Linked DNA regions of Homo sapiens: region 1 is linked to region 2. Evidence: chromatin contacts called from ENCODE Hi-C or POLR2A ChIA-PET data. All regions are on one chromosome and are shown on one strand. The core of a region is the stretch at or near the end of the contact, and the rest is flanking DNA. Distances in the headings are between cores, read along the strand shown. Region 1 overlaps PTPN14 (protein tyrosine phosphatase non-receptor type 14). Region 2 overlaps SMYD2 (SET and MYND domain containing 2).

The links. A loop is a pair of places that touch in the nucleus more often than their neighbours do. ChIA-PET counts read pairs that join two places held with the same protein, here RNA polymerase II (POLR2A). Pooled maps may share reads with other maps.
Region 1: a map of gastrocnemius medialis shows a loop between it and region 2 (6-fold over the local background). The contact joins two enhancer-like sites. A Hi-C loop is called at or near these places in 9 of 168 maps with a recorded cell type or tissue (PC-9, cardiac septum, esophagus muscularis mucosa and 6 more), 1 of 37 single-sample maps with no recorded cell type and 11 of 50 pooled maps. POLR2A ChIA-PET finds 5 or more read pairs at or near these places in 4 of 52 experiments (OCI-LY7, T-cell, activated naive CD4-positive, alpha-beta T cell and 1 more).

What each region holds. Positions count from the first base shown.
Region 1 is chr1:214,385,624-214,391,532 of GRCh38, forward strand. PTPN14 (protein tyrosine phosphatase non-receptor type 14) reads right to left here. Exons shown (of 19, transcript NM_005401.5): 11 at 5,365-5,422; 12 at 1,221-1,299. Among named protein-coding and RNA genes, the nearest start is that of SMYD2, 110 kb to the left of the region's middle. Within about 2 kb of position 1,313, at least 2 of the 41 ENCODE cell types and tissues checked have a DNase peak (open chromatin) inside an H3K27ac peak, as active enhancers do.
Region 2 is chr1:214,329,450-214,335,190 of GRCh38, forward strand. It overlaps SMYD2 (SET and MYND domain containing 2), which reads left to right. Exons shown (of 12, transcript NM_020197.3): 8 at 719-829; 9 at 1,501-1,621; 10 at 2,569-2,743; 11 at 4,751-4,859. Among named protein-coding and RNA genes, the nearest start is that of SMYD2, 51 kb to the left of the region's middle. Within about 2 kb of position 3,646, at least 7 of the 41 ENCODE cell types and tissues checked have a DNase peak (open chromatin) inside an H3K27ac peak, as active enhancers do.

The DNA.
Region 1 (5,909 bases), core at 63-2,562, 54 kb after region 2:
TTGCCTTTCTGTGGCCAAAATATATTCATTTTCACACTACAGATTTAAACATGAGCAAAACAGAGAAACAGAAAATCAGAGAAGGTGAAAAACAGAAAAGGTGACTGAAGACATTCAACTGTCTGAAGAGGAAGAATGTGGAAAGAGATCTGATCAGATGAGACAGGCACAAAAAACAGGGGGAACACAGAGACAAATGTGCCGCAATTTATCCACCTCCCATGGGGTTTGGCGCCTTCCCATAGAAATGTGGTAACTTTGCCAGTCTCCTTATAAAAAGTACTATTTTTATTAAATTAAATAGTCTTGATTGTCTTGGTTTTCATGCTCACACTTTCAGACAGCAGAGGATTCAAAATGGCCAGGAGTTGATAACGTAGAAACTATATTATCCATTTACTACATTTCCAACATCCACGGTTTTCTACCATCTCTCTTTTTGAAATGCAGTTAGCATAACGATTACAAGTTACCGATTTTCATATATAAGTTCCATCATTAATCTCTCTGTATTCCAATTTCTATAACTGTAAAATAGAAATAATAATAGTACCTATAGGTTTATTTTAAGGATGACATAAGACAATATATAGCAAGTACTTACAGCAATACCACAATTGCTCTATGAATGTTAGTTGTTATCATGGAGTCATTACTAGCAGAAGAAGCTTTTTCACACATTTTGCATGGGAGATGTTTTGGGAGAAAGAGAGGAATAAAACAGATTTACCTTACTCAGAGAAGAAAAAAGCAAGTGTACCAAGAAAGGGGCTGGAGAAAGAGATGAGAAAAACAGCTAAAAGAAAAGGCTGACTTTGTTTATTTCTTCCAATTATTCTGCATGCCCGTGTTCTACGTCACCATGAAAAGCTGAGTGACTGCCACGAGCTTTCTGATACTGGCAATGAAGGTGAAGTGCATTCGCTTGGGCTGAGCTGTCATACTCTCTTCTCTAAGCTCCCTTAGGAAAGGGAGGAGAAAAGGACTTGCTCGCTGCCTTGGCCCCGACTCCCTGAGCAGCCAATACTGGGGAAATTTTTTGATCAGAGGTAACTGACAGTCTAGGCCTTCCACAAACTGAAGCTGTTAGCTACTGTCATTCAGACGATGACAAAGTTGAAAAGAAAGCATCCCTGTCATCTTTTTTTTAAAGCCTTCTTTACTGCTTACTGGTATTCAACTTTTTGTCTTAAGAAGGGAGAACGGCAAGCCAGAGTTACCTTGCGAGGTGTGCGTTTCCGAGTAGTGCTCACCACACTGGACGTGAACGGGAGGCAGGATGTACGGCTGCTGCCTGGGCTGAAACAGAGAACACAGAGGAGGTGGGGAGGCCTGGGCAGACACGGCTGGTGACTCACACAGCCGGCCCAGGCACACGGCAGTCCCGCCACGTTGTAAGGGAGGCTCGTGGCAGCTGCTGTCCCTGCCACCCCTTTGACTCAACCTTCTTCTACCCGTCTGCACTCCCATCTCATCACTAAGTTTGGAACTGGAGAAACAGTAAGGGAGAAATGAAGTTGGTTCAAGATCAGAAAGAGAAAGAGGTCACCATCAAAGACTAAATGTAACCATTTACTATCTATGTTCTAATATATTTGCAAAGTTCTCTATGCCTTCTTTCACAAGAATAACTTTTAGAAAAGGTAAATTATTCAAGGCAGGCAGATTGACTGAGCTCAGGAGTTCAAGACCAGCCTGGGCAACACATTGAAATGCCATTTCTATTAAAAATACAAAAATTAGCCAGGCATGGTGGCGCATGCCTGTAGTCCGAGCTACTCGCGAGCTGAGGCAGGAGAATCACTTGAACCTGGGACTTGGAGGTTGCAGTGAGCCATGATCGTGCCACTGCACTTCAGGTTGGGCAACAGATTGAGACTTCGTCTCCAAGAAAAAAAGAAAAAAATTATCTGGGCGTGGCGACATGCACCTGTAGTCCCAGCTACTTGGGAGGCTGAGGCGTGAGAGTCGTTGAACCTGGGCGGCGGAGGTTGCAGTAAGCCAAGATCATGCTACCGCACTCCAGCCTGGCGACAGAGCAAGACTCCGTCAAAAAAAAAAAAAAAAAGAAAGAAAGAAAGAAAGAGAAAGTAAATTATTATAACCCATCTCAGAAATGAGAATAAGGGGGACACCTGTTTTGTTCTCAAAATTCCATTCACAAGCTCCTACACATCAACATAGCTGTGCCTGAGACCCCAGTTCACAGCTCCACATCAACCTTAAATAGGAACAGGGTTAGTGTTAAGCTGAGCCCAGGGTGAATCTATTTAAATATCTAAAATGTGGCCCACAACAATGAGTGTGTAGCTGTCAAGACCACTTGCTGACCTTCCCCATTGCAGAACCAAGTGTGCAAAGGGCCCTGTCTACCCACCACCGCAGTGCAGAATCTTCCACAGTCTGTTAAAGATGGCTATTTAGACTGAACCTGAATAACTTCATGCTGCGGAAGAGGGACAAGTTTTCAGAGAAAAAAACAAAACAAAACAAAACAAAAAAACTTCAATGGATTAAATATTTGGTGAACCAACAAAGGAAAGACGGTTATGCACTAATGTAATCTAGAGCAAGCCATTTAACCTCAGTCGGTCTCAGTTTCCCGTCAGTCAAATCAAGCTCCTCTCTTCCCCTACCTCAAGCATTCTCCATTTTATTTATGTACTGAGGTTCCAGGTAAGAATTTGTTTGAAATAAGAGTTTTGATTTGCGGGGGAAAAAACCCTCAAAACGCTTACGTTTGTAAGCCACCGAACAGGATAATCTCTCATATTTCTTTTTTCTTTTTTTTTTTATTTTCTGAGACATTGTCTCACTCTATTGCCCAGGCTGGAGTGCAGTGGCACAATCTCGGCTCACTGCAACCTCCGCCTCCCGGGTTCAAGAGATTCTCATGCCTCAGCCTCCCTAGTAGCTGGGATTACAGACGCTGTGCCACCAGGCCCTTCTAGTTTTTGTATTTTTAGTAGAGACGGGGTTTCACCATGTTGGCCAGGCTGGTCTTGAACTCTTGACCTCAAGTGATCCACCCACCTTGGCCTCCCAAAGTGCTGGGATTACAGGTGTGAGCTACCGTGCCCAGCCAATCTCTTATATTTCTATTAGCCTTATAGATTTTAAAGGTTACTATTTTGAGAGAAGAATCTCAGATCAAACCAAGAAACCCAAATCCAGCAGGGGTCACACTTTCTCAGCATCCCTCAATGGAAGAAACGCACTGGCCAAGAGCTTGAAGCTGGGTGAATAACTCACCTATCATTTTCTTTGCCACAAACAATGCTTGATCTTCAAAGGGGTAATAAAAAAAAAGGGATCCAAGAATTAAAAGGAATCAAGACAGAAGAAATGAAGAACTGAAATCAATCTAAGAAAGCAGTTCGGGCCTACCAAAGAAAAGGTGCTATATTCCCAAGTCTCCCTTTGGCTGATTTTTGAGTTGCAATTTAAAAATATTTTTCCTTTTCTTGGCAATACATAATTCAACTAAATTTTTCCATGGTAGCACAACCATTTTAAGGCTTTAAAGAAAAACACAGTGGGGAGGGATTTGTACAAGGGAATAGAAATACACAGCAAGGCAAAATTGGTTTACTGTGTTTTCTTGCCTTATTTAAAAAAAACCAATAAGTAAGTTACGGTTTATGAACTGACATAAATGAGCAGACTTATGCCAGTTCACAAACAGCATTGTCAAAGGACAATAATAGCTAATCCCTCAAACATCATTTCAGGATTATATTATTTATTTCATCTCGTTATATATTCTAATACATTATTCCATTTCTTCCCAGACCTGCTAATAGAGAAACAAACTTGACGCCAAAATATAGACAGAAGAGGGCAGGTGAAAAACAGCAATGAGAAGTCCTGGTTATCAGCAAGGAAGCCAAGAGACAGTGTTATTTGGTCTTACTCACTCATTGTAAGAAACTCTTGGTGAAATGGTTTAAACCTAAAGGACAGGGGAAAGGGGGAAGCCATGAATTGGATCAGACTTCCTATAAACTGTCTTCATCCAAATAAAATAGGTAAGCCTCTGCATCCTCTCTGGATAATGAGGACAAGATAAGATCACAAGAGAGCTTTAAAACACTTTGCCTCCCATAGGGTTTCAAGGGTGTAAATGAAAAATTATTTTGCTAATAAAGACATCTATACTCTAAAGAAGGGAAAAGGAAGATAACATTCATAAAGGAGAAGAATAAATAAATCAGTGCCATGAACAAATCTATTGGTACTCGGGGGAAAGCCCAACGTATCTGTTACATTTTCAGGGCCCAGGACCACATGTGAGATATTGTGCATAATACTGAGAGAAATAATATTCACACAGGCACTCAGGAATTACTGCGATAATATAATGACTCAACTCAAGAATTCAGAGTCCACATCTAAGCATTTTCAAGGAAATAAACTTTTCTCAAAACGCTCCCTTCAAAAGACAAGTTAAAGACATGCTATAGTGTATACACTGAATATGAAGAAAAATTCAATTGCATTCTATCAGCTTGAAAGAATTGTTGATCTAGAGAAGTTAAAAGGTCATATGCTTATTTTGATTTTGTGTAAAAAAATCATGACCTAAAATAAAAGAATTGTGAGTTAAAACAAGTGGAAAACATTAAAGAAAACCAATTCTTAACATCTGTTATCCTTGAGTAATCCTCAAAATAAAACATAGCCTAAGACAGAACACATGCATTGAAATTAATTGTGTTTCCTTATTCACATGATGAGGAGAGCAGCTTCAAACAAACAAACAAACAACAAAGCAGCAGCTAAAGCTAGGTCAATTCAAACTCTGCTGGCTAATTAAAGCCTAAAATTATGGAAGTGCTTTGGAATTCTGATTTTTTTTAAAAGGCCTAAAATTAGGAAATATGCAATCAATTTTCCCCATCAGATACTCTGCCTGAGACCATCAACTAGATCCGTTCAATTTTTGCTCATTTAGAAGGCATTTTCTCACTAGTTTATTAAGCTCTCTCTACGGCAGTGAACACAAAGGAATTTGTGGAGCTCGTAACTGAAGATGTATCTTCACACAACAACCAGAACAGATGAGCAAGGGAATGAAAACACACCATGGGCTGTATGCTGATGGAACATGGTCCCACAGGCCTGGAATAAGACCTACTCTCAGGGTAAACCCTCAGCCTCAGCCACACTTAGAGTAGTGGTGGGCATGGATGGGTCCAAGGGGGACAAAACGGGTGTCCATCGCATCTGCTTGACAGAATGACGCCTCTGTGTTCTCACAAAATTTCACCTCATCATGATGCCCTCATCATCCCCCCACCTCAAATTAATAACAAAGAATGCTCAACAGTCAGATCACTTGATCACTGCAGCTTCTATACATACCAGAGAGGATCGGCTCCAGGTGGGCTGGCGTCTGATGGGGGGTGGAGAATTTGACTGTCTACATGAAGAGGTGAAAAAATGAGAATGGTTATTATTATTGATATAAAAAGACCAGATAGACAAGGGAAGGAGAGGAAGAGAATAAACAAGACTGGTAATCGTTATATCAAAACATAAACGTGGCTTATTTCTGGGTGGTAACACTAAGAACAATCTTGATTTGCTTTGTTTTTCTTTATTTTCAAAATGTTCGGATAAGGATACTTTTAGAATAAATTTTACAAAGTAATATTAAACCAATGGAGGCTTATTTCTATAGAAAGACTGAGGGAAATAAGCCAGACTGAAAAATATCACCATTATTACATGGATTTTAAAAAATTGTACTCTTTCTACTGTTGTATATATGTAAAATCTTTCACAGTTTTTAAAAAAAATGCAAGAAAAAATATTTTTAAAATACTTCCAGTCAAATGAAAATACAAAATAGATACAATATTTTTAGTGTGACCATATAAAGATACTTTTTATTAAGATAACACATT
Region 2 (5,741 bases), core at 2,396-4,895:
AATGCTGGTCTCCTCCATATGCTCCAAGCCTTAGTTACAGACCCCATTAGGAAAAGGCAAGGACGGTGGAGCCCCATGAACCAAAGGTAAGGACTTTCCAAGCTCGCTGCCCTGCAGGATCAGGAGCTGCCCGCTGGGCCAGGCCGCAGCATTCTGGTGTCCTAGAAGATGTGTTCACCCTCCGCTGGCCACCCAGAGCTGTGGGTCCCAGCCCACTGAGTGGAGCCTCTTGCTCCATTGCCAGTTGATGTGAGGAGAAGGGGAGCTTAGCTGCATGTGTGTGGTGTGTGCGTGCTCATGCCCTCCCCTGCACGCAGCATCCAGTGATGACGGCAACGAAGCATTTGCGCCGTCTCAGGTGGTGAAACATGAAACTACATGAAGGCCAGGCAGAGGCAGCTGAGGGAGGCAGGGATCCTCTGAACCCTCCAGGACACTGTTTTAAGGACTCCTTGATTCTACAGACTCTTTCCACTAACCTGCACCTTGGCTTCAGCTCCCAGTTCAGCTGTGGATTAGTGAACACCTTCCAGAGAAAGCCAACGTCAGGTGGCTGCTCAGTTCAGGAATTCCGTGCCTTAAAGTAAACAGCGCATTCCTCCGCTGCAGCCCGCCTTATCCTCTGCATGGGCCCTGCAGGTGACTGCAAAGGCACGGGAATGACAAGGATTGAGTTTACCTGTAGCAGACTGAAGCTTTATCTTTTTGGACCCCGTAGGTTTTTACCAGCTATATTGATCTCCTGTACCCAACGGAAGATAGAAATGACCGGTTAAGAGATTCTTATTTCTTTACCTGTGAGTGCCAGGAGTGTACCACCAAGGACAAGGTAAGGTTGTTCATTGGGCAAGAGCGCTGACTGCACTCTGATCTCAGGACCTCTCTGCTGAAGAGCTTGTCTGACTTGGCGGATCTCCTCTAGGATCTTTTTGACCCTTTAAACCCTCCTTACAAAGACAGCCAAAGGGAATCTAGTTAGACCAGGTCTCTGTTCAGACCTGCTCCTAGTAGCTAAAGAAAACATTTCCATTACACTGTACAAACAGGAGAAAGGTCTGCCGAACTGCTCTTTCTTGAAAAGAAACAACTGCTCAAAGGAGGAGGGGGGAAAAGCACATGAGTATAATCTCTAGGCTTTCCAACCTGTTCACCAGAATATGTGGAAGTTTCCCTGGCATTTTCCAAATTGTTCCGTCAATGCCATCCTTCCTTATTCTAGTCTCTTGATTCGTAGATGTGTAAACACATATATCTGCCCATAGCCAACACATTTTAGATAAGGAGTATCTAGAAAATTAATCTTTTTGTTTTGTTTCTGTAAAAAGGTAATGGAGTACTGAATTTCTTCAGATGCATTGCCTGATTTCCTTTCATTCTTTTGTAACCTTGGAATGGGCCAGTGTCGACCGCTGTGTGGGAATGTGTATTATATGAGAGGTTTCCCTATCAGTGTGGTTTCCATGGGCGGTAACGCCTTGCCCTTGTGGACGTTTCCTTCAGGATAAGGCCAAGGTGGAAATCCGGAAGCTCAGCGATCCCCCAAAGGCAGAAGCCATCCGAGACATGGTCAGATATGCACGCAACGTCATTGAAGAGTTCCGGAGGGCCAAGCACTATAAATATATCCTTTACAACTGCCCTGATAGCTTATTATCCCTCGCCAACAAGGCAAGGTGGGAAGTTGGAAAGAGGGAGCAGGAGAAGGATGGATTTAAGATTCTGAAAACCAAAGGAGGAATGTCTCCTAGTAAATGTGTAAAGGCGTACTGACCACCCACAATGTGGTGTCCATCCTGTTGGAGTTGTATGATTTTATTTCCCCTTATTTTGGCTAGTTTGGCTGGGAGCCCCATGTGGTGGAGGACCATGAAGGACAGAGCCTTGATGGCCTTGTGCTTTGGGTATTTTACTTTGGGCAGGGCACAGTGCCAAGGGCCTTGCTTATTTCAGCTCTCCTCACTGGCACACTCTGAGCAGGGACTCTGCTCATTCCCATGCAGCAGATGAGGAAACAGCCTGATAGATATTAAGTAATTTGCCCAAAGGACACAGCTGATGGTGATAGGATCTAGGATTTTGTCCCAGCTCTATCAGAATCCATATTCTTAACCATTGTATTGTAGCATTTTCTTGGGAGTTGAAAAGGGATTCGATTTGTACTCTAAAGGGTAGAATTTAAAACCAGTGAGAGGAAATGAGAGAAAGGCACATTGTTTCTCAGCATAAGAAAGAACTTTGCCACAGTGGGAGTCGTGCTCAGGGTTCCAACTTGGGTGAGGATTTGAATTTGATTAGAATCGTGATTTTAATCAACATTGTTTACATCAGAACTAGGGGTCTGGACCCTGCGGCTAAAATTCTTGAGTTGAGCGGTTCCGACCTTCAGGTTTTCTTCATTTGTTTTTTCTGGAGAAATGTAATTCCTTTCACTTTTGCTTGGCTTTCTGTAAGTTACTTTTTCATGGGGTAAGGGTGAGAGTGGAGTGGACGAAATAACTCCTTGAACCCAGCCTGGGGAAGCCTCCAGGCAGCTTGGGCCCGGTGGCCCTTTCCTTGACTCCACAGCACCCCCTAGTGAGCTGCTGGAGATCTGCGAGCTCAGCCAGGAGAAGATGAGCTCTGTGTTTGAGGACAGTAACGTGTACATGTTGCACATGATGTACCAGGCCATGGGTGTCTGCTTGTACATGCAGGACTGGGAAGGAGCCCTGCAATATGGACAGAAAATCATTAAGCCCTACAGGTGATTGCAGAGGCTGTTCTAATCATCCACGGAGTGGAATTTGGTTGTTTAGAATGTATACGATAGTGTCATCTTCCTGCCCATTGCTGAGACTTGCCTAGCGCAGCTGCCTCTTCTCTGCACCCACATCTGGAGGTGCTGGTGCAGGGCACTGCTCCCGAGTCAGGCCTGTTCTCACCATCATCCCAAGGAGACAGGTTGAGGTTATGCAGCGGATACTGGGGCAAGATCCCTCCCAGGTCCATCCAGGGCCATATCCATAGTAGTTAACTCAGGCTAGTTTTGAGAAGCCACTAGTTTGCTTCTTTTCCCACCCACTGCTTCCAAGTTTAATTACTAAGTGGTGGTCTCAGAAACCCTGGTTTTCATCATTACTCACACCATCCCCTTCTTTTGCTTTTTCAAATTACAGCCCCAGTTTGCAAATGGGGAAGCTCTGGGACCAGTGGGTTGACCGTGGTTATCTAATCTCCCCACCCCAGGTTTGGAAAAAAGAAACAAAAATTGCTTTTTAATTTGTAGTAATAATGAATATTAGCCCTGGAGAGATTTCCTGCCTGAGAGGGTTACTAAACCTAAAAGTGGGTGACAGACGGAAGTTGTGGCTTTGTCCTCTGACTCGGACTAGACACTTCAGGGCTGAGGTGGCCTAGATGGGATCACTGGAGCTCTTTTTAAAGGCACTGATATTATGCATTTACAGGGTACGTCCAACACCAAGTGGGCCAAGTGAATCAGGGTCGCTGGGCATTAGACCCAGAAATCTGTGTTCTGGAAGCATCCCAGGTGTTTCTCAGGAGTTTGAGAAGCCCTCAGTCTCCTTCCACTTCCGAGATTAGGGTCTGTGAAGGTTGTGTCTGGTCTGAATGTCCACTGCCCACTCCACCCTCTACTTACCCCACTGTGCCCTGATTAGCCAGCAGGGGGAGCCCAAAGGAAGCCAGCTCTTAAAATCTGCTCTTGGAAACAGAATTTGTTAAATTGGGGATAAACTCAAACCTTCCTTTTCTCCTAGAGTGTGTGAGGAAGTGCACTGGCCTCATGCGCAGTTCTCTGTGTGAGATCTGTAGGGAGAGAGGAGCAGACAGACAGCATCCCAGCCCTGTGGTTCTCCCAGCAGGGCCTTGCTCTGCTAGACCCATCTTTATCTGCGTGAGCCCCTCCCGGAAGCCCAGCTCTGGTCTTCTGTGGGGCCGTGGGTCCCAGGGCTGCCTCCTACCCAGGAATACAGCTAGAACATGTCTTTTTGGACTGACTTTCAGGAGACACAGGGTGGAACAGCCTAGCCTTTAAATAAACACCTCTTACACACATGTAAACACACACACTGGCTCACCCACCAGCTGCCTCTGGGCCCTGTTCTTAGGGAAATGGCTGTTTCCCAGGCAGACCCCATCAGTCAGTCTTCAGGTACAGCCGGAGAGAACACTTGCTGTATCTAAAGCCCCTGCTGGACAATGGGGAAAGAACATCCAGAAGACACAGGAAGTGTTCTGACTTCAGAGCACTTAACTGTTTTGCTAAACCAACCCATATCATAGTGTGACAGAAAGCTGGGGTCTTAAGACACATTGGGGTGGGTGGGGGTTGGGTGGGTGGCTGTATGTCTGAGTACCTAAGGTGATAGGCCTAATTGCTGCCTTCATAAATGGGACATTTACTTCACAAGCTGTTTTCCCAGGGTCTTCCTCTGGGTATGTCTGAAATATAAAAATCTGGACTGGGATTGAAGATTGTGTTTACAAATGCTTTTGAATAGGATTTCTCCTGCAGTTGTTACGTAGCTTTTCAGAAACACACAAACTACAAATAATGAACAACATCTGCAATGATTCGGCAGGGTGGCAGCATCCACGCTCTCCACCCAAACCCTGGTGGGATTTGGAGAGGCCGCTGGTGGGCAGAGGTTGGCCCTAAGCATGGCAGCCTCCGGCTTACTGCACCCAGCCTGTGGGGCGGCTCAGTAGCCGCTGACATGGTGGCCTGTTGTCTCTTCTCTTGTTCTAGTAAGCACTATCCTTTGTACTCCCTCAACGTGGCCTCCATGTGGTTGAAGCTAGGGAGACTCTACATGGGCCTGGAACACAAAGCCGCAGGGGAGAAAGCCCTGAAGAAGGTATGTCTGTAACTCGGCCTTAGGATTCCCAGTGGCCAGATGGCCTCCTTAGCGCACCTCCTTCATGCCTCACCAGGCTGAATGGCTGAAGCAGTGGAGGGTGAGCAGCTCTCACCCACCCTCTTGCCGTGGGAGCAGCGGGGGTGGGTCCTGCAGGTGAGGGGGGAGTGAGAGAGTGCACCTCTGCTGTGTTTGTGTCCAGGCCTCCCTCAAAGGGAATGGGTGCCCACATCCAGAGGGCTGGCCGTGATCACAGGCCCAGCCTGTGCCTGGAGGAATTCTCCATTTGTTTGACCTTTGGGATTTTCAGAATGATGATCCCCAGTTGTGAAATCAAGGAGGTAGGATATGGAGAGTTAGGGTTAGGATGTTAGAATTGCGCATTTGCTGTTTCTAAAATGCACTTAATCATCCTCTCAGTTCATTGAGGACCAGTTACATACCAAGACCCTCGTGTGCTTTTCCTTTGAATTCTCACAAAACCGAGAGGCTTTCCTGATGAAGAAAGTGAGGTTCAAGCAGGTTTAAGTGAGTAATAGCCTAGGGTACATGGTGGGGCCTTCATTCAAATGAGGGTCTAAATTGAAAGCTTCGGCTCCTCCCACTCAAGCTGTGATGAAACTGGTGGGGAGCCAGAACCCTGGGCAGCATTCGCCTTTGGTTTGATGGCGGCCCTGTGCTGCCCAGGAGCCAGGCCCCGACCCTCACATCATGGGAGGTCAGAGTCATCATCCTGAGTATTGATTCTCATTGTTTGTGATGTGGAATTCACAGTCAATACAGTGTAATTTAGGGGATAGTCCATTTACTCCTGTAAGAAACTTTATAAAATGCTGGGGCCATGGACAGGGCCTGCAGGCCTAATCTTTCACCTTCTCCAAA